Linked DNA regions of Mus musculus: all the other regions are linked to region 3. The links are chromatin loops, found by intact Hi-C in ENCODE. Cell type or tissue: left cerebral cortex. All regions are shown on one strand. Each heading gives the region's core, and the rest is flanking DNA. Links, peaks and the distances in the headings are about the cores only.

Region 1 (5,405 bases), core at 589-4,588, 60 kb before region 3:
TGGGCGGACACCTGCTGCTTCCTGAGTTGGCCACTGGTCACCCTGAGTTGGCCACTGGTCACCCTCCTAAAGAGCATCTCCCTTCGGCCACTAACCTAGATTCTTTGGCGTGAGCCCCTGCCCACAGCTTGCCTGCTTCCAGGCTCAGACTGCTCAGGTTTTGGCTATGGAACTTTTCAAGCAGCTAGAAGCTCCAGGTCCTGTTAGGCATGACCCAAAACTTTGCTGTGTCATTCTGAATAAGTATTTGGCTTAGTTGACACTGTGCTCTGTGAGCATCCTTTATGCCCATGTTCTGACTCTAACCCATCAGCTCCAGTCCGCACCCAGTCTCCCCGCAGGTGGTCGGGATGTGGTAAGGGCTCTCTAGCTTCAGCTGCACTCAGGAATCAATGGGGCATCTTTGGGGATACTACATCTGTGACTAAACCGTTTTTCTCCGCGGCCAGGGCGAGCCTGGCCCTGTTCTAAGACCTGGCTTCGAAAGGCACAGAACTTGAATTGAAGAGGGCCAGTGCCAAGAAACTAAACAAAACCACTAACAGGATCTCAGTTGCCTGCTCCAGCCGCAGGATAGTTAGGAGCAATTGCCATTCCCAGAAGCAAAAGTTCCCGGTGGGCTTGTTTGGGAAGAAGTTTAAGCTTTAGTGGTCTTTAAAAAGCTTGTGGGGCATGAGAATAAAGAGTTGTCCTGCTAGGATAAGCTCTGCGACTCTTTCCGGGGAGTCTTGAGCAAGAGGGAACAGAGGGTCTGGGACACCACTAAAAGCACGATGCCAAACGTTTTCTTCTAACTTTACTAAGCCACCCTTCCTGCTGCCCTGCGCCAGTGGCACAGGGTTTGCAATGGGTGGGCGTTCCCAGCGAGGTTGCTGAGGTTGCTGAGATGGTTGAGGTGGATCAGAAAAGGAAGAGACCGAGATACTTGGGGTGAGGGTGAACCTCATTCAAGGCCAGGTTCCAGCACCACTCCCGCACACTTTGGGTCCCCACGTGCAAGGAAGGACCTGCAGGTTAGGGCCTTGAGAAGTAGGATCCGCTGTCCAGGCTAAAAAAACTCTCAGAAGGAAAAACAACAACAAAAGTGGTAAAGAGAGTGTGATAAACAGATCAGTGGGAGGACACTTGCAGGCAGAGCAACAGAAACTAAAGCCAGCTTGAAGGTCCATTTTTAACTCTCCCGAAGCAGCTGCACTGCTCAAGGTCAGGCAGGCTCAGGCACGGGATGCTGATAGGCTGGGGAAAGCAGATTTCCACTTCTATTTTAATAACAAAAGTGGAAAACAAGCAATCCCATTTAAGCCGGTTAGAATGGGTCCTTTAGCTGCTACAGAGCCGCTGGTCCTTATCTAGTCAGCCTTGTTAATGACAGCTGCGTCCTCCCTGCTTCAAGGAATGTTATTAGTGTTATGATAGTAAGTGATCAGAATGGACGTGGGTAGAATAGAGAAAATGCAGCATTTCCACTCGGGTATTTAGGCATAATTCATACTTCCACCGGGACAAAGTTATAGAAAGTTCTAGAATGTGGTATTTACTTTTGGCTCACCTAGCTACAATTTTATATCACTCTCTGGGCTTTTATCTCAGAAGGCAATTTACCCATATGCAAAAATTTCAAATAAGAGCATTCTTTTTGACTGAACGAGTGATGCTATCAGGAAGCTTAGGGCAGGAGGAATCAGGAGGTGTAGAGCATATACCTGCAGTAACCGACAGAGATTGTCTTTCTTAAAGGTCACCTAACATGATTTCAAGCCACATGCTCTCACCAACTTCTATCTTTGCATCTAAGTAGATGACTTAAGAAAATGAAATATTTTAAGGATTCAAACAGAATCAAGAAAAACCAAGACTACTGTATTAGTCAGGGTTCTCTAGAGTCACAGAACTTATGGATAGTAAAGGAATTTATTGATGACTTACAGTCGGCAGCCCAATTCCCAACAATTGTTCAGTAGAAGCTGTGAATGGAAGTCCAAGGATCTAGCAGTTACTCAGTCTCACGCAGCAAGCAGGCGAAGGAGCAAGAGCTAGACTCCCTTCTTCCAATGTCCTTATATTGTCTCCAGCAGAAGGTGTAGCCCAGATTAAAGGTGTGTTCCACCACACCTTTAATCCCAGATGAAAGGTGTAGCCCAGGTTAAAGGTGTGTTCCTTAAACTCTGAGATTCAATCTTCTGGAATCCATAGTCACTATGGCTCAAGATCTCCATACCAAGATCCAGATAAGGATCTCCAAGCCTCCAGATAAGGGTCACTGGTGAGCCTTCCAATTCTGGATTGTAGTTCATTCCAAATATAGTCAAGTTGACAACCAGGAATAGCCACTACAACTACGCTATTTTTTTTGTCATAAATGATACGCTCAATTTCTGAAAATGTTGTGGATGTAGTTCATAGCTAACAGAAAGCTCATCCTACTGATGTATCTTAGCTATTTATCACAATGCAGTATGTTTTACTACACCTCTAATTCCATAAATGTATCTGTGATGGCGCTTGAAATAAGAACTGTGTAGGAATAGAACTAATTGATTGAATAACTTGCTTGCCTGTCACACTTCACTATATGATAGCAAATTATCAAAACTGAAGTAAGACCTTTCATTTTAAGGCAAGCTTACTGTCTTATCTCTATGATTTACTCATCTGACATTCAAAAAGAAAAATAGCAATATTAAATGGCAACTGTAACTGATGTGTCTGCAAACAGTGAAGTTCTGGGCTCCCTTGTGTAACTGTGGCATTCGTAACGTCATTACTTGCAGAAAGCACACTTACACAAAGATGCTTTAATATACGGTTGAGGAAATGCTGGCATCTGGTGCCTCATGACTTGGAATGCTTATTACATTTTGCCAGCCAATTTTCTCATTTTATCCAATATAAGCCATTGCTCCTGAACGTTTGTGAAGACATTTAACGTGCTGCTGCATTCCTTTCATAATCTAACACCCAAGGAAACTACCCAGGTTCTCTAATCTCTACTTTATTTCTGAGCAAGCTCATGGGGCTATTTGCCAGGACTGAAGGACAAACTCCTTCAACTGATGCTAAATATTGTATCTTCCATATAAACAATGTGAAAGTTTTACATGTACACATCTCTGATTTCTGTTCATTGTGGTAAATTTGTAAACGAAGCGTGAGGAGTCCTAGTGTTTTAACTGCTGAGATCAAATCCCTGAGACATCCCAGGGGAGGAAGGGTCTATTTGGCTCACAGTTTTAGGGGAGACAGTCCATGATGATAGGTTAGGCATAGTGGCAGGAATCCTGGAAAGCTGGATATGATGTCTGCAGTCAGGAAGTGTTAGCAGACAAGAAGTGGAGCTGGGCTATCAAGCCTCAAGGCCCACCCCCAGTGATCCACTTCCTGCAATGAAATGCCTCCCCTAGAAGGCTCCACACTCTTCCAAATCAGCGCTATTAACTGGGGACGAAGTGTTGAAATAATGTGAATTTATGGAATGTCTCAAAGGCTCAGTGAGGGACATTATCATTATTGCTGTCCTACTTGTTCTGAGACTCTAGCTCTACAGTTCTCCTGAAGTGTGCTTAGAGTAGAAGGAAATTTATGGTCTTCACTGTTTGCAAGATGTCTGGAAACCATTTGCCACTGAATAAGAAATTAAAGAAATATTAGAATACAACTCACCACTGTGTAGGCAACCAGGTAGGAGACCTGATGTTATATAAGAAAATTATACACTATAAAGTACTGGGATGGTATGATGACTCTGAGGGTAAAGACCCTTGCTGTCAAGTGAGAAGACCTTAGTGTAATCCCTAGGACCGACACAGTATAAAAGGGTAACCCACCCACACAAGCTGTCCTCTGATGCCCATTCGTGCACCATGGTACCCAGTATACCAATGCAATAAAGATTAAAAATTCCCAAGGTGATACACAGTTACCTGTGTTAACTTTTATTAATTCAAGAAACATTTTATAGAAATAAATGAAATTTATATACTATTAAAATTATTGATTGTAGAATTCTAGTTTTTAATGTTTTTCCTTCTATTGATATCAATCTAGATATCATTTTTTTCATTTGTCTTTGAAAAAGCTCAAACCAGTAAGATTTCCTTTAAATGGCTCTGCATGCAGTATGAGTTATTGAATATTGTAATATTCACACTAGTTAAGTTAACATGAAGTTTTACCTGGTATAAAACCAAACAAGGCCTAATATAAAAGATACCCAATACCTGCTGTTAAAAGCTGTATCTTTCAGTAGCAGAAGGCAGTGCAACTTCAAACTTAATCAGAAAAACTGTTACCATAGTGATTTGTGTCTCAAAATAGTTGTATGGTTTTATTCTGGTCATAAACAATGACACATATTATCTCTAAATAAGAAAATGTGAAGTGTTTAATTACATGCATGCAAGATCTGTGTTCCCTTATTGAACTATGGAAGGGTTTACAATTCAGGTGACTAGTATCAGACAGTGTCAACCAGAAACATGGAGGAGGTCACATATTTTTCTAGGGATGCATCTTAAAACTGTTCAAAGTCTCCAATTTGAGAAGACCCTTGTCATATACACTTTACCTGGAATTCTACATAGGTAGATAGTCTTACATGCCCATGTAGTTATCCATCCTTCAACAGCACCCCTCCATGGACCACTCCAGTGCCCTAATCTAGTGAGTCCTCTTAGGTCTTAGGCCCTTTACATCCTGTCCCACCAAAACTACACACTATTTTATGACACAAATCTGTGGGTTGCTGTAGAAGAGGATTCAACCTAAGAACTTACCCAAAGTGTTGAGTAGATACAGGGTTCTGTTGGGTGGTCCACGTGGCATTCTGCAGCTGTAAAACAGAGTGAGTTAAACCATGGAGTGACTCCATGATGTACATCCATCTCAGGGAGTAGAAGTTAGGTGCATGGGCTGTGGAGCCCGCCTGCCTGGGTTTGTATTCCAGAGAAGGTATTTGATAGCTTGGTAAATATGAATAATGAACTGGATATTTCTGTTGGAACAGTTTACTTTTTAAGATGAGAATTAAAATAAGTTTTCCCTATTAGAGTTATAGGGATTCAGGTAATGAGACTATAACTCACTGTATAAATTTTAGCCATGATTACAGTGACAAAATTTACTGTACCTTTGGAAAAAAAAAACCCTCCAGTGTTCTGGTGACATTCTTATGATAACATTGCTGGGAGAATGTTTGTATGAACTCAAGAGTATGTGTACAAGTTTTATCATTTGTGCACAGGAATTCATTTGATGATGTTCTGAGTATTAATTACAGGAGACATTGAAAATACAACAGAATGCCAGGTAAATATTATTTCTATTCCAGGAGAATTATGGTTAGATAAGCAGCAGATATACAAAATTACCATTGCATTGGTTCACTCTGTTGTTTCTGTGAAAGAATA
Region 2 (5,405 bases), core at 631-4,630, 81 kb after region 3:
TGTCTTAGCCTCTCAGAGTCCTGCACACTAGATTAGAGGTTTGAGCCACTGCTGGCATTACTGTAGTTTGGTGGAGTGTTTAAGTAGCATTTATAGCTCATCAGTGGGACAGAGGCCCCACCTATCAAACGCAGCCTTTACAGATCTGAGAGCAGATTTTTGCAGAATAGTCTGGGCTCAAAAGTGAGTGAAGATCCCACTTTGATCTTCCAAAACATTGAAAATGAATGGGAATCACTCACATCCTAAAATTGCTTCTCTCTCTCTCTCTCTCTCTCTCTCTCTCTCTCTCTCTCTCTCTCTCCCTTCCTCCCTCCCTCCCTCCCTATCTCCCTCCCCCCCCCCCTCTCTCTCTCTCTCTCTCTCTCTCTCTCTCTTTCTTTCTTTCCAATTGAATGAATAAAACTCCTTTCTTTGCAGGAATTATGCAACTCCTGCCCTGGTCCATTTTCAAGGTGCTCATTTTAGACTCACTTGTGATATATTTTCAAGAGATACCTCCTTTCTCTTCTCAAAGGATGGGTTTTCTTCCCCAAGAATCTAGCTTAATTTCACCTGGGGTGGGCATTCTGGACAGAATCTACCAGAGATCAGCAGTTCCTTGTGAGAGTGGATTGTGTCTCCCAAGTATTGCAGTGAGAAAAAGTTGTGGAACACAGTTCCATGTCTTTGAGGCATATTTCTTAGCTGTGTCTTGAAATCTTTGGGGTGTTAGTAATGAAGACCTGTAGGCAATGTTCATTATGGATTTTTTTTTTTTTAGTAAGCTTACAGAAACCGTATGTTTTATTCTGACACGGAAGCTGCTGCAATTTCTGGCTGAGACCTCAACTCCTGTCTTCCTGTGAAAATTATATCAATTTATACAGTATTCTAGTGTTCACAAGCTTTTTGGAAGAAATGATGAAGAGCTACATACATGTTCACTGTTGAATGGTAACAAATAAACAAATATCTAGTTAATTAAGTTTGGCCATTTGATAGGTGAAACACTTCCAAATGTGAGTTCTAAAAAGGGAAAATAATTAGAAGGTTATTATCTTGTGAAGGTTTGGAAGCCACTCTGGGCTGCAAATGAGAGATGGCTGAGCCAGGGAAGGAATATCTTTTTTTTTTTTTTTTTAAATCAGTATTTTCTTCTTAACAGTAACAGGTGTATAACTGCACACACACACATACCTGTTGCTTTCAAATAGAATGATGAAAGAACAGCAAATACACCAAGAAGATGTTTCTAAATTTCTAAATGCTGCTTGTTATCACTTACAAACAGTCAGCCTTGAAAATTCTGTTTCTTATGTACCCTGAGTAAATTTGAAGTCTACACTTTGCTCTTCCTAGGATGGCTAATGTAGGTGGAGAGATTGTGGGAGGCTCAACCTTAGCAAGTCTCTCTATAATTTTAGTATCATAAACCAGTTCTTGCTCTTACATAAGATATGAATATTTATCCTAAAAAGTATATCTGAAAATCCAAAATTCATTAATATAACTTGCATATTTTTTGTATAACACCTTATATATTAAAATTTGAATGCCATTTTTCTCTTTTTCTTTGATGAAATTTACAAGAATTTCCTCCAGAAAATCATTAGGAAAGTTGTCTTTAAGGTGTGAAAATCATTAAGGAGGTCGAAGCTGCTGTCCTACTGTCATTGTCTTTGGGAAGAAAAAGATTATTTTTCTTTTTCCTCTGTCTCCCTCCTAATTCAATTTAAGAATGGATGAGAAGTGTACACAGCTGTCATCCCAGCATATGGGTGGCAGAGGCAAGAGAACCAGGAACTCAAGATCAAACCTGACTGCATAACAAGTTTGAGGCTAGCCTGGGCTACATGAGACCCTGCTTCGAAAACTGACACAAAATTAGATGATGAAACAGAGAACAGAGCTTTCTGAAGTGACAACAAGACCACAGCCACACAGGGGTAACATGAGTTCCAGGTGGACAATTTCCTGTGTCTGTCATGGTGTCCACAATCCCTGTCAGAAAGCAATGGAAGTTGACCTTCCACTGATGGAAAAGAAAATATCATCTAATCCAGAAGCTACAAAGTGATCTAGAATAATTCTGCTTTAAAAATTAAGAATCCTTCCTGGTCATCCTTTTAAAAGTGAACCTGACAGGTGTGGGTTGATATTTAGTTAAACTACTACAATAAACAAGAAAAGTGGTTTCCCTCTCTACAAAACAAATGAGCATTATAATAGATTTTTTTTTTTTTTGCCCAGGGGAAGATCTTACAATTTTTAACACACAATAAACATATTTGGTAGATAAAATATATAGTTCATTACATGTGATTCTGTTGCATATTAACCATTTTTGTTCTGCCTTGTATAGTAAAATATTATTTTCGACTGTAGGACACCCATCCAAACAAGAATAAAACAGGTGACAGGGCATAGCTCAACAGCATGCCATAGTTACTGACCCCTGGTCTCTCAAGCCTAGACACTTTTTTTCAGTTGACTGAGTCACTTATGGGGCTTTTGAAAACTGAGATTATTTAAGCTGACAGCAACAGAAGGGTCTGTGCTCGACAGTGGCTTCTGTCTGCAGCTTTAGGAATGGTTCTCCCTGTAGTCAGCATTCCCGGCTCTGCTCTCTTCTCCACGGATCTGGGTTCCACCACGCCCGCTGTCCAGCACTGCTTGCACCCTGCCTCCTGTTCTAACAAGTGAGGCTTCGTTTGTTCTTATTGCTGTAATTCTAGAAACTGAACTATAAACAAGAGAATGGCTGCCACTTACAAAAACCTTCTAGCAACTACAGAGTCACCATGGCAACACATTTTGGGGGATTAAAGCATTTTGAAGTAGGAACTGATGAGGAGAGAGTGATGCATGCAGTCAAAGGAGAGTTTGACTAGAGCCAGAAAAATACCCCGATGTCTCCCCAGAGATATGGGGGTTGAGAAAAAAAACATAGCTCATAAAGGCTCCCTGGCACAAAGCAAATCCATGTAGGGAATGAATCCATGTCGTTCCTCAGCTCCTACAGCCAGAAGTGAGTCTGAAAGGTCTATGTGTCCCTGGTTCACTTCCTCGTCCAGGAACACGTTTACTTTGTAATCCATGTTCTATTTGCTTTCCTTTATCCTTGCTTAGATATTATTTTAGACTGCATTTTTCTCCAAGGCACAACCGAGGAAAGGGCACTGAGTGTGTTTGGACTGTGTATTTGGACTGTATTTGGCATTTATTCTAAACACAAGATGAAACAAACTTAATTTTTGGCCAACAGAGCAGGATGTGGCTGCATCTCCAATGGTCCTGCCTTTGGCAAGGGACCTGAGCCTTGAAATGGATATTCAAGCCAACCTTTGGATTTTGGTTTAGTTTTTGTTTGTTTGCTTAATTCTGATGTCTTTCTCCTTCATCTACTGTCTTCTTGAAGAATGAGGCAGAGATAGTAAGTGGTAAAGCAAAAGTGTACAGAGAGTTCCTCCAAGTTGGGAAGAGTGTTTAATAGTTTTGAGGAATCCTGGATCTCTGGGGGGTTACACTAAGTGACATCATAGTGTGATAGCATAAATTAGCATAGTGAAGATGATAGTTATGAAGAAGTATAATGAGAATGAGCTCACAGATTATTAATAATCATGAGGTGTATATACCATTCTATTTTGGACTTCAGAATACCCTGTGGCCAACTTAGATGTAGAACTTAATTGTAACTAAATGATTGGACCAGGCCTATAAAGCCAATAATTCACAAAGATGTACCTTCTGGGGCTTATCGTGACCTCTGAGGTTTGGAGCCAGAGTTCTGGAGACAGTGATGAGGATTTCAATTCAGATTCTGCCTCTCATTTGATGAACAATTAATGGTCTTGTCTGCTCCAAGAGAGCCACTAGAAAGGTTAATGAGTAATGTTTGGTTGGGGTCTGGGTCCCTGTTTGACATAAAGCCTTTATTAGCATCTGAAAACAATAATAACAATAAAGCCCACAGATAGAATAAGCAACATTTTCTATTTATCTGCAAAGTATAGATGGTAACAAGATTTCTTCCTTGAGTCAATCAGAGCCAGGATCTTTTTGCCCTGAAATTTATTAAGGGCACAATTTTTGTTTGTGATTATGTTTTAAAAATATTTATTTTTAATTATGTGTATGTGTGTGCTTCTGAATATGGGACTGTAAATAGGAGTACAGATACTATGGAGGCCAAATAGGGTATCAGACTTGCTAGAGCTGGGATTACCAATAGTTAAAGAATTCAACTAAGGTCCTCTGGAAGAGTACTACATGCTCTTAACCACTGAGACATCTCTCTACCCTCTATGGTAATGATTTTATTGCTGTTGTGTTATCTTATGTGCAATGAAAATATAATCAAATAGATTAATGAACATTAACACACACATGTATAAACAGACAGTATGGATAATGTAGGAAATGCTTCAAGGTTTTTAGGACAAGTTTTTAAAACTTATATATTGCTACCACTGCTTAAATAATAATTTCAACTAAACCTAACCAACATTTCTTGTCACAGAGATCTATCTTGTTCACATGTTGTATTATCTGAGGATTCTGAAGGTAGGCTGAAAAAATATTAGACCCAACACTGACCAAAGTAGAAAATGTAAGAATTTTTCTTAAGCGTTGGGTAGCAGGCTTCTAAGACTGCCAAGTTCCACCAGAGTTCCTGCAGCACACAGGACACAGCACCTGTGCACGAAAGGAGGTCAGGAAAATATTCTGCATGGCTTACTAAAAAAACACCCAGAGGAAATTCCTACAGCCTACAGATAACTTTGCAAATAACACAGCTCCATTCAAACTGCTGCTGTGAACACACCAGCCCACAACCACCATGGTGAGGGAAGACGAATGTCACAGCCTTCCCTTGCTGGTTTTAGGCTTTGGTGGGTTTGGTTTTTGATACAGGGTCTTACACTGTAGCTCAGGGTGGCCTGGAATTCATAATACTTCTACTTTAGTTGTGATTGGGTTACCTCACTCAGGATGATATTTTCTAGTTCTATCCGTTTGCCTAAGAATTTCATGAATCAATTGTTTTTAATAGCTGAGTTGTACTCCATTGTGTAAATGTACCATATTTTCTGTATCTATTCCCCTGTTGAAGGACTTCTGTGTTCTTTCCAGCTTCTGGCTATTATAAATAAGGCTGCTATGAACATAGTGGAGCATGTGTCCTTATTACATGTCAGAGCATTTTCTGGGTATATGCCTAGGAGTGGTATTGTTGGGTCCTCAGGTAGTACTATGTCCCATTTCCTGAGCAACTTCCAGACTGATTTCCAGAGTGGTTGTACCAGCTTGCAATCCCACCAGCAATGGAAGAGTCTTCTTTCTCCACATCCTCACCAGCATCTGTTGTCCCCTGAGTTTTTGATTTTAGCCATTCTGACTGGTGTGAGGTGGAATCTCAG
Region 3 (5,405 bases), core at 617-4,616:
TGCCTGCAGCTGCGTGACACAGATTATAAAAAGACTCTCAGATGGAACACAGAAACTTCGCTTCTAATCATTCAAATGCTTCATTCAGTTGAAATTATCGTCTAGGAAAATTCCAGATGTTCCGATGTTTCACTTCCCCATCTGAAGTTCCCATCCTGGAGGGCAGCTGGTCACTGATCTGCGCTGCTACACTGGCAATGATCAGCAGGGGTCTGCTCAGGGGCCAGCAAGAGGATCCACCAATACCCTGGAGAAATCAAGTAGGAATCAAGAAAGATGAGAAGAAGGGAAATTTCTAACCCTAGGTTACTCTTGTGTACTCTTCACCAAGAGAACCAGTGAAGGAGGAGGGAAAATAAAGACAAAATAAGCATTTAGGACAGGAGCTGGAGAGATGGCCGAGAGCAGTCAAGAGTTCTTGTTGCTCTTGAGGAGGAAGGACCTGGATTCAGTTCAACCAGGTACAACACAACCTATAGTACCAGTTCCAGGGGATCCAGTGTCCCCTTCTGACCTTCAAAGGCACACGCGTACATGTACGTACAGAAAAACCTCACATGTCAAATCAAAAGAACACGTTCAGTAAGATTGTAAAATATATTGGGTGACTTAAGCAATGGTTTAAACATTTGTATAAATTAAGGGGAACCGCTTTTTCTGAGAGAGTTTTGTGGGGTTTATGGTGTAATGTGCAAAGGTTGAACATCTCCTTTAACACACTGTCTTGAAGTCCGTATGCCCCAGTGCTCTGAGAAATGTTATAGGGGACGAAACACTGACTGGTTTTCTTTGATGGTCTTTTGCTGCAAAGCATTGGCTTCCCTCACTTTAATCAAACCCTCTTTCTTCTGCAAAGTGTCTCAGCTCTGAAGATGCAGCAAACTACTTTATGAAGAAGGATTCTATGTAGCAAATCTTACAGATGAGTGAGTGAGAAAGTACACAAAAAGGAAAAGAAGCAAGAAGAAAGTGCGCATGTCTGGTTGGTGACCCTCTTGAAGTTGTGAGTCAGGGAAAAAAAAAAACTAAGAAAAAGAAAGAATGACAATCTGCTATGTTTTGACCCTAAATTATAGATATACCTATGTGTTGTTATGATCCTTTATCATATCAAATATTCAAATCACAACTTCCGGTGGACCTTACAAACTAATTATTTCTGGTGGGCCAGAACCAGCTGGTGGCTGGTCAGTAAATATGTATGTCAGAATACAGATTTACTGACTAAATGCATGCATGCATGGGCATCTTTGTATGTACTCTTTCAGTCATTAAAAATACTCAAGAACTGATCCAGAACCCTGACCAGCACAGGTACTCATTTCTAAGTTTGGGGCTAACCTTTAATTTATTTTATTGAATGCTGGTGGGGGGATGCTTTGCTTGTGCAATTTTAGTTGCACATAATACAATATCAATCTTTTTTATGTTTGCAAGATTAAAACTTTTTTTCCTATCTGGTTAATTATCTCCTTAGAATTTAGTAAGCTTGGCAGAGGCTGCCCTTTGGGGCTCATTAAGCCAAATTTCCACTTCAGGATTAGAAATGCAGCAAGAGGAGAGGACAGATGCATTCAGAGTCTGAGCTGGGAGCCCGCTTTGCTGAGAGTGCTTTGGATGCTCTGACACTGTAAGGAGAGAGCTGCCTTTGCACTGGGGCAAGCAGGGATCTGGAGTATTGGCACTAGCTATGTGGTGCAGAAGAGAGCCACCTACGATGCCTGGGATCCAGGCCTCAGGGCATTGGATTTCTGAGGGATGAAGAGCAGAGTCAGAAAGCTTAATGTTCTGAGCAGGCTGTCCCCAGCTTTGCTGGAGAAAGGGGCTCAGTTACAATTCCCTCTGGGTTGAAATCTGAGTTTTGATGGAACGCAAACTCTGTGCTGCTGTGTTAGTGCTGGGAAATGTTCTAGTCTCTAGGGTATTGGGATCTAAATCTTTCTACCAACTTGAAAGTCTCCCAAGAGTTTATGGAGTTGGAGGAAGAAGAGGAGGAGGAAGAGGAGGAGGAAGAGGAGGGGGAGGAGGAGGAGAAACAGCATACAAAGCCAGGAGGTTATTCTATTTAGACGCGACAATGACTCATGCTAGTTTGAAAATAGAATTTATAGTTTGCTGCCTTATAAAGGGGACTTTAATCTTCTGTGTAATTTTCATAGTTACTATTCTGTGAACTTCTTTGCAAGCAAACAGAATTGTTTTGCACCTGGATACAAAATGCCCCATGTCTTGAGAGCATGGTAACATGCCACTCTCTAATGAAAGGCCAGTTCCACCACAGGGAGGTCCATTTCCTAATCACAAAACAACTGACTTGTCATCCTTTCTTGGTCCCCAAAGACTGGATTTAAAAATGCCTCAGTGACCTGTCATTTTGCAGTTTTCGACTGTGTGGTGTGCAGCCGCCATATGAGGAATTGTCTCATCCTTTAAAACTGTTCTGTTTACTCGGGCTCTCACTGAAAGTGCATCTCCATGGGAATTTATGGAGGCTTCCAGCCCCAGCCTGCTGCCCGCCTCTCAGCTTTGGCTTCTCTGCAGGTTCCTTTTATTGGTTTTTGGCAGGTTGCTGAGGGCATATGTTTTACACTTTGCTGCTCTGATTTGTGAGAATCTGCTGACATCCAAGAAAGTGCTACGAAAACCTGTTGCTCATATCCAAGGATATGTGTTTTATGGCAAATCCACAGAGCTCAAGTTTCTTGACAACACATCTTATTTATGGAGAAACAAATGCAGACAGTATTGTACAGGGCTGTGGTGCCACCCTTCTGAGAAGACCTTTGGCTGTGTGTGTGTGTGTGTGTGTGTATGTGTGTGTGTCTGTGTGTACGCGTGCACATGCACAATGGGGCACAGGTTTTGTTTGTCTCTGTGTCAGGCTTTTGGTGAACATTTCCTCTTTTATGTATTTTGGAGAAAGTTTTCCCATTGCTGCCAGCTGTCATTTGCTAGCATACACCATATGCCAAAAACCATGCACTGACTTTTTACTGGAAGATTGCAAGAGAAATGTTACTGCCTCCTGCTGAAGAGGGGAAAAAAAAAAAACAAAAAAAAACAACTAAGGTTTATTGGAGTTAAGCAACATTTGCAGTGTTTTATGGACCAATGAAACCAAGGTGCAAAACTTGGTATGCTTTGCCTCTGAAGTTAATGCTTTTATTCCCCATAAAAGGCAGGAGATTATTTTTTTTTGTATTTTTAATGCTATTTTAAAATAAATTATTAAACTTGCACAATATCACATAGATCCTGTCATGATTCGACCTCACTTCTTCCCTCTATAGACTCTAGACTAGTCTATTTTCAGTGAGGGGTGACTTTGCTTCTCCAGGGAAGACTTTCCAAGGTCTGGAGCCATTTTTATTGACACGTTGGGTAAATGTAGAGCACATGACACCTATTGGGTAGAGATAGAGGGAGACAGAACTTCTGCTTAGCATTCTGGAACATACACAGCTCCTCCAAAATGCTAGTCCTGCTGGGGCTGAGGTGTTTTGGAGGAAAAAAAGTAATAAAAACAGGAAATAGTCTTGATATTGTACCATAATTTTAGTGATGGTTGGGAGATTGTATTATCTGTTCTAAATACTTTCTGCTATTTCACTTTTACTGGGGTTTTCTACATGGTAGAGTTATCCCTTGGCTGGCAGTTTGTTTTCTTTGATGAAGAAAGTATAGGAGCAGATTAGATCTTCCCAAGATTAGGAAGCCATTGTGTGGTGTTGACATCCTTTCCGTGAGCAGATCATGAGGCTCCAGCCAGAGCTGCCTCCACTTCATCTAAAGACACCATGGAGGACAGAGCCAGCCTACTCAGAAAGCATAGGTGTTATAACAAAAACTGCACTTCTTTTGATATTTGGATGGTTTATCACTGCAGCATAGTTTACACGATTGTTATTTCAAAAGATAAGGTTAAGGTTCAATTGTAGTGCAAGAGAACCTGGAAGGAAAGATTTGAGTCAGGGTACACCAGTCAGAAAATACTGGGTTTTAATTTGATGAATTGGAAGTTTGGTGAGGGTGAGAAAGAACATCTAGGAGCAGAGGGGATAGCTACTTAGATGTGGCTAACTGAGGGATCCAGAGATCCCAGTCTGGCTGTGATAATAGTCTTAATAAGAGGGGCAGGAGACTTATCATCGAGTCTATGTAAACAAAACCATGCAAGCATATGTGAGAAATGCACAGACACACACATATGAAGCTCATTGAAAGATAAGATCAAGAGTTTGAGAGGGGCTATCTTAGGAGATGATGCTGCATCAGAATATATTTTGGAATGGATATGACCTACTTCTCTAGGGTTGTTAAATGTGGGAACAGTTGGTCTATTGAGTGAGGGATAGTGTGACTGACCCTGGGGATCTGGAGAATGGGAATTGTGGTATGAATTTGGGCATTCTCTAGGTAAAGTGCAGTGTGGCCATTATCCACAAAGGGCGACTAGAATGGAGAGAGAAGAATGAAGATAAGGATGTGGGAATTTTGGTGGAGGGCTGAGGGGAAGCACAGGCATTTTAGTGGAGAATGCTGACTTGGCTGGCTGGTACAGAGGCTTGGCGCTTTGAGAGGTGACTGTGAGGGTGAGAAAACTGATGACTGTCTACTTCTGGGTTTACTGCGCATGAATACCGTTGATGGTACTCCAAGAAAGATAAGCCTTTGGTTTGGAAGATATGGCAGAATCTTCCCCGAATGCATAAAGATTTCAAGGAACCAATCAATAGGCAGTGGATAAAGAAGGTGGGCTGGGAGTCTTAGAGAGGAGAGAGATAGGAGAGACAGGAGAGAAGGAAGGAAGATGGAGGAAGAGGAAGACGATCCAGATTCTGTGTGGCTTTACATAGCCACAGGTAGCAATGAATATCTTATAAGGAATGAAGAATTGCAGGACAATTTGTCTTATCTAGCTGGGCAGCTTATATCAATGTCAATTGGCTCTGAGTTCATTGTGTGGGCGTTTTGTGGAGTGAGAATTTACTGATATAAATCTGACTGATAAATTGCAAGCCTCTAGAGTTTTGATTTTACCTGCTACAGGGATTTGAGAATGCTAATTACAGGGGGAAAAGGGCTGAGAACGTGAGCAAAATCCACAGCAAGAGAACCATGGGATGGGCAGTCTCTGCTTGGGGCTAACCATGGAGGTGCTGAGACCAGAGAGTAGGCAGTGTTAGCGTGGGATGGTGCAATACACACACACACACACACACACACACACACACACACGTATACATATGTATATATGTATATATATATATATATGTATGTATATATATATATATATATATATATCACGAAACAGAGTTCATATTTCACAGTTATAAAGTCAGGGGTTTTAAAACTCATCAACAGAATGTGAGTTCCAAATTTTTTCTCAGCATGAAAGTAAAAAC
Region 4 (5,405 bases), core at 460-4,459, 70 kb after region 3:
ATAAGAAAACAGTGAAGGCATCCTACTTATATAATTATATAATAATTGTATAATTATATAATTATTAATAATAAAATGTCTAGGGAAAGTTGTTAAGTCAATTATTCTAGTTGTAGAACTTAATAGAATGCAGCCATTCTATTATAAGAATGTTAACATTCTATTGTAAGAATGTAAAAGTGGTATCCAGTTGTGAAGTGATACAGTCTAGTGTGGAATCAGTGCTTTCAGTGAACATTGGTAAGAGACCACACTATAGTCAGCAGTTAGAGTGAAGAGGTGAATTTTTTCCCTTTGCTTTCCTAACTTTGCATGTCCTCTCTATGTTAGCACCATGCACTATGAAGTACATGATATTTCTGGACAAACAAATGAAGCATAAACTTTTCAGCCACCCTGCTAGTATTCACAAATGATGTACCTCGTATGACTTAGATAAATTGGGTAACTTCATAGCCTCTCTTCTTAGCTTCTGTTTATGTAATGGGAGTAATTTTAGCAACTACTTTCTAAGTTGTACTTTAATGAGTTAATGTATATACAAAACACAGCAGAGACTATGAGACACAATAAGCAATGTCCGTTTGCTACCTAGTGTTGTTTAAAATAATGGTATCAATTTTCTGTTAGTGTACCAAGTTAGAAGGGAAAAATAAAAACCGACTTTAGCTTGCTGCCTCGGAGGTCTCAGTCTTGACTAAATAGTCCTGTTGCTTTGAGTTTGTGGCTGGACATCACAACATGGTGGAAGCACATGGAGAGAGACCTGCTCTCTCATGGCAAAGATCAGGAAGAGGCTAGGGTCCCATAGTTCCCTTCAAGGGCACACCCTTATGACCTAAGATTTCCCAACAGGCCCACCTCTTTTTCTTTTTCTTTTTTTCTTTTTTTCCTGTAAGGATCATAACGTAACCCAGTATGACCTCAGGCTCAAGATCTGATTATTTTTGAAAATATGCATTTATTTCTCCTTTCTTAGAAACTGTTGATTATGATGTAGCAAGCTGACACTGATTGATTGATTTGCAAATGTTAACTCAAGTTTATCATAGGCACAAGCCTGACTTGCCTAGAAAGTAGGTCTTTTCACACATTACTGCTTTTAAGATGCTGATATTTTGTTTAAGGTTTTAAAGAATGTCTAAATTTATGACTGATATTCATCTAAAAATTTCTTTTTTTAAGCTTCAAAATTGCTTTGAATTTAATTTTTTTTTTACCTTTTGGTAACTCACTGAGTTCAGTCAAGTTTGCTTGCATGAGTAGGAGTTGGTGGCTATTTCCTGGGTCCTGGACAATGTACCAGCAGCTAACCCACTGAAGATAGTTCTGCTCCCTCTCCTGACATCTGCTACCTGCCAGTGTTCCCTCAGACAGAGCTGAGATGTTGTTCATCCACCCATGCAGTAATTTTGATGGTCTCAGTTTCACGTATGTTTTTTGAAGGTAACAAGGGCTGCTGTAAGTTCATATGTGCAAAGACCCTACCACACCCAAAGGGTAGTGTTTCATAGCACTCCCATCCCATCTTCTAGTTCTTACAATTCTTTATACCCTTTCCTCTTTATGTTCTCCGAGCCTTGGAGGGACCGATCTGATGTACTGTTTAGGACCAAGCACTCAATAATCACATATTCTCATCATTTGGACGTGGTACGGGTATCTATATTAACTATTGCTCACTATGTATGGGTTTCCTGACCAAGGCTGAGAAGAGTCTTGGCTATAAACATAAATACTTAGAAGGCAGTTTGCACCATGTTCATTGAGCAAAAGAACAGTAGCAGGTTCCTTCACATCTCATGACCTCACATGTCCCAGGCTTTTGACATGGTTTTCCAAACCAGAGAAACATCAATCAGGAAGTAGTTGGCTACTCTCATACCAGTCATGCCACTCTTGCTCCAGCAAGCACATCTTGCATGATAGATTGATGTTATATAGCCCACTTGGTTCACAGTTTAGTAACTTCTCTCCTCCAGCAGCCTACATAGCATCTTCCATTACAGTGAAAGCAGTGGTGAAAGGATCTGATGGGGGTGGAGGTGGGGAGCTTCTAACTCAGTTTCAGCTTGAATTGTCTGCTTGTACCCAAAGTACATAGTGTCTTAAATCAATGTGTGTAGGATCTTAACATTTAGTTCTGGTGGGCAACCAAGACCAGAGGTAATGAAGACTACAGAAGGCAGGCATCCCACATCTTGGCCCGGAACTAACTTTGGGTTTGCTGCAATTTCCTATCTAGACTATGTTATTTTAAAAACCAGTTGAACCAGTTAAGAACAAAGACAGCTTTGCTGTAAAATCTGGAAGAGTTTCTGTACACTTAGATTTAGTTTTCCTTAAATGCTTTGTTGAGCTCAATAGTGAAACAATCCAGACTTTTTCTCTTTGCAGAACATTTTGAATTGTTGACTTGATTAAAATATATTCAGGTTGCTATTACTTTTTTACACTTTCTGTGTCTGTTCTGATAAGATGATTAGAGAACTTATGTTTACAAATATTAGAATATGTTCATAAGACTCATAATAATGCCCATTTTCATGACCTAATACTGTACCCATGTTCACACTGAGCCTATCATATATTCTCTTTCTATTCTGTTAACATCTTTATTCCAGCCTTTCCCCTATGTCTGGATTATTATCATCTGTTCCAACTATTATACTTTGCCAGCAGTGACAGAAGCCTGTTTATGTTCTTGTCAAACTTTAAACCATTATTTATTTATTTAATGACCTCTGCATAACCAGGCTTTCATTTCGAGAAAGTTCTGAATTAAGTGATATGACTTGAAATCCCTTACTACTCTCTTCAAAGAGCCCTTAGGCAAATCAAAACAATATAAACAGGGTGTGTTCTGCTATTGCTGGCAACTGGGGCTGATATTGGAAATAAAGGATTTCTAGAAAACCACTGAGCTAGACTGGGCGAGAGAGGGTCAAATGACCAGAGACCTCTCCTGTGTGCACACTGCCTCTGATTGGCTGGTCATTCCTGTGTGTACTGAAAACTACACTTTGGTTTTCTAGAGTTCTAACAATGTGATTCTGACATTTTACCTGGTTTTCAGTCTGTCTTTCTTTGGAGTTACTTTTTGTAATCTACTGGTGATAGATTTCTGAATCTTTCAAGTAAGGCCATTTATTTTCCTCTATGTAGTATTTTATTTGCATGTCATAAAGCTTTGATATGTTTCCAGCTTATCCAAAGAGCTGAATCTGAGTGGAATGATGTGTGCCTATAACAGTGTTGTGTTGTGTTTGATGGATGCTCCTGGACCAAAGGGCTTACACTCTACATTGGCACTAACCCTCAGATTCAAGTCCCTTCAGTTCTGTCTTAGATGATGGTGTTGCTTCACTGAAAGTTTTCACACCACTGAAGCAGTATCTAACTGACCTGGGACATGAATCTGACTGTCTAATAATAATACTGTGATAATGTAAGAGTGTGTCCCATGAGTTTTGACGAGGAGAAAGGGAGGATGTAGAAAACCACATTTTAGATAGACCACAGAGGGTCTTATATCTATCTACCTTGGGAAGTTTGGACCTTAGATACCAATAGAAATGCCTTATCTGTAGATGCTAGGAATTTCGGGAAAGAGACAGTGAAATCTTCTTACCTCATAGAATTTGAGGTGTAAAGGTTGACAGGGTAGAGTGATGCATATCTGTCATCCCAGCACTTGGATAGTGGAGGCAGGAGGATCAGGATTATGGGGCAGCTTGCTCGACATTGAGCCTTGCTTCCATCTCCTTTAATAAGAACAGGGGTAGGGTGTGTTCCATTGAAATAGTGAAGATGATGCGATTATTACTTGATGTTCCATGACATGTAGCCATGTTTGCCCACAAAACCAGTCACTGAGATGAGAGATTTGCTATTCACCCAGTTCCTCAGAACAAGACCATTTTTCTGTGGACCCAGTAGGATTCTGGATGGTGTTATTACTCTGGAGGGGGTGGGGACCACACAGCCTTCATCTCTATGGCTTGCAGGCAAATGGTACCCAAAGGGAGAGCTCTGTATATTGTCAATCCACAGATCTGCAGCCAGATCACTGCTGTGTGTTTATTAAAAGCATAAATCTGAACTTGTGCTGAATAGGTACAAGGGAGGTTTGATTTGTGCAGTGTATAGCAAAGGAGTCACTCTGGTGTCCAAAGGCAGCCTTCTTGCTCTCTCATTAAGTGATCAGCACCACAGTGATATTTTCCAGTAGATGACATTGGTGGCTGCTCTGTCCCTTATATTTTAAACCAGGTAGAGACTCATAACCAAATCCAAGCCAATACTCACTCTGTAAGTTGTGAATAATTCATTAGAAATGAAAAATTCTGAATTGATTCTTACAAAAGCTGCAACTAAAAATTAAGCTCTCTAGATATAAAATCATTCTCCACAAATACTAAGACTATTAATGTAAGCATGGATGGCAGGAGAATTAAAGAGAGGAAGAGAGGAAAGTGAACCTGTATATGTGTTTCTGTGAAGATAAAGGCAATGACCCTTTCCCAGAGATCCGAGCGAGCACTTCAGAAGTCACGCCAGCAGGACTGGTGTGAGGTGAAATCTCAGGGTTGTTTTGATTTCCATTTCCCTGATGATTAAGGATGTTGAACATTTTTTCAGGTACTTCTCAGCCATTTGATATTCCTCAGGTGAGAATTCTTTGTTTAGCTCTGAGCCCCATTTTTTAATGGGGTTATTTGATTTTCTGGAGTCCACCTTCTTGAGTTCTTTATATATATTGGGTATTAGTCCCTTATCTGATTTGGGATAGGTAAAGATCCTTTCCCAATCTGTTGGTGGCCTGTTTGTCTTATTGACAGTGTCTTTTGCCTTGCAGAAGCTTTGCAATTTTATGAGGTCCTATTTGTCGATTCTCAATCTTACAGCACAGGGAATGGATGTTCTATTCAGGAATTTTTCCCCTATACCCATATCTTCAAGGCTTTTTCCTACTTTCTCCTTTATAAGTTTCAGTGTCTCTGGTTTTATGTGGCGTTCCTTGATCGACTTAGATTTGACCTTAGTACAAGGAGATAGGAATGGATCAATTTGCATTCTTCTACAGGATAACCACCAGTTGTGCCAGCACCATTTGTTGAAAATGCTCTTTTCTACTGGATAGTTTTAGCGCACTTGTCAAAGATCAAGTGACCATAGATGTGTGGGTTCATTTCTGGGTCTTCAATTCTATTCCATTGGTCTACTTGTCTGTCGCTATACCAGTACCATGCAGTTTTTATCACAATTGCTCTGTAGTAAAGCTTTAGGTCAGGCAGGGTGATTACACCAGAGGTTCTTTTATTCTTGAGCAGAGTTTTTGCTATCCTAGGTTTTTTGTTATTCCAGATGAATTTGCAGATTGCCCTTTCTAATTCGTTGAAGAA

Evidence for each region. Peaks named below come from ENCODE experiments on the same cell type or tissue, not always from the same donor. Only the 100,000 strongest peaks of a DNase experiment are listed, where the experiment ranks them.
Region 1: it touches region 3 in a loop (2.2-fold over the local background); 6 of 42 quality-filtered maps call a loop at or near these places.
Region 2: it touches region 3 in a loop (3-fold over the local background); 2 of 42 quality-filtered maps call a loop at or near these places.
Region 4: a loop joins it to region 3, with 2.6 times the contacts of the local background. A loop is called at or near these places in 2 of 42 quality-filtered maps.

Annotation. Positions count from the first base shown.
Region 1 is chr3:137,618,151-137,623,555 of GRCm38, reverse strand. No RefSeq gene overlaps it. Among named protein-coding and RNA genes, the nearest start is that of Ddit4l, 2.8 kb to the left of the region's middle. In left cerebral cortex, for the core only: no CTCF peak of the experiment used is centred there; DNase peaks (open chromatin) are centred at 1,257 and 2,829; H3K27ac peaks cover 1,346 bases.
Region 2 is chr3:137,477,301-137,482,705 of GRCm38, reverse strand. No RefSeq gene overlaps it. Among named protein-coding and RNA genes, the nearest start is that of Gm4861, 73 kb to the left of the region's middle. In left cerebral cortex, for the core only: a CTCF peak has its summit at 2,553; DNase peaks (open chromatin) are centred at 651, 1,347, 1,837 and 2,732; H3K27ac peaks cover 2,889 bases.
Region 3 is chr3:137,558,446-137,563,850 of GRCm38, reverse strand. No RefSeq gene overlaps it. Among named protein-coding and RNA genes, the nearest start is that of Gm4861, 8.5 kb to the right of the region's middle. In left cerebral cortex, for the core only: no CTCF peak of the experiment used is centred there; DNase peaks (open chromatin) are centred at 1,687, 2,035, 2,573 and 2,913; H3K27ac peaks cover 1,835 bases.
Region 4 is chr3:137,488,454-137,493,858 of GRCm38, reverse strand. No RefSeq gene overlaps it. Among named protein-coding and RNA genes, the nearest start is that of Gm4861, 62 kb to the left of the region's middle. In left cerebral cortex, for the core only: no CTCF peak of the experiment used is centred there; a DNase peak (open chromatin) is centred at 2,145; H3K27ac peaks cover 714 bases.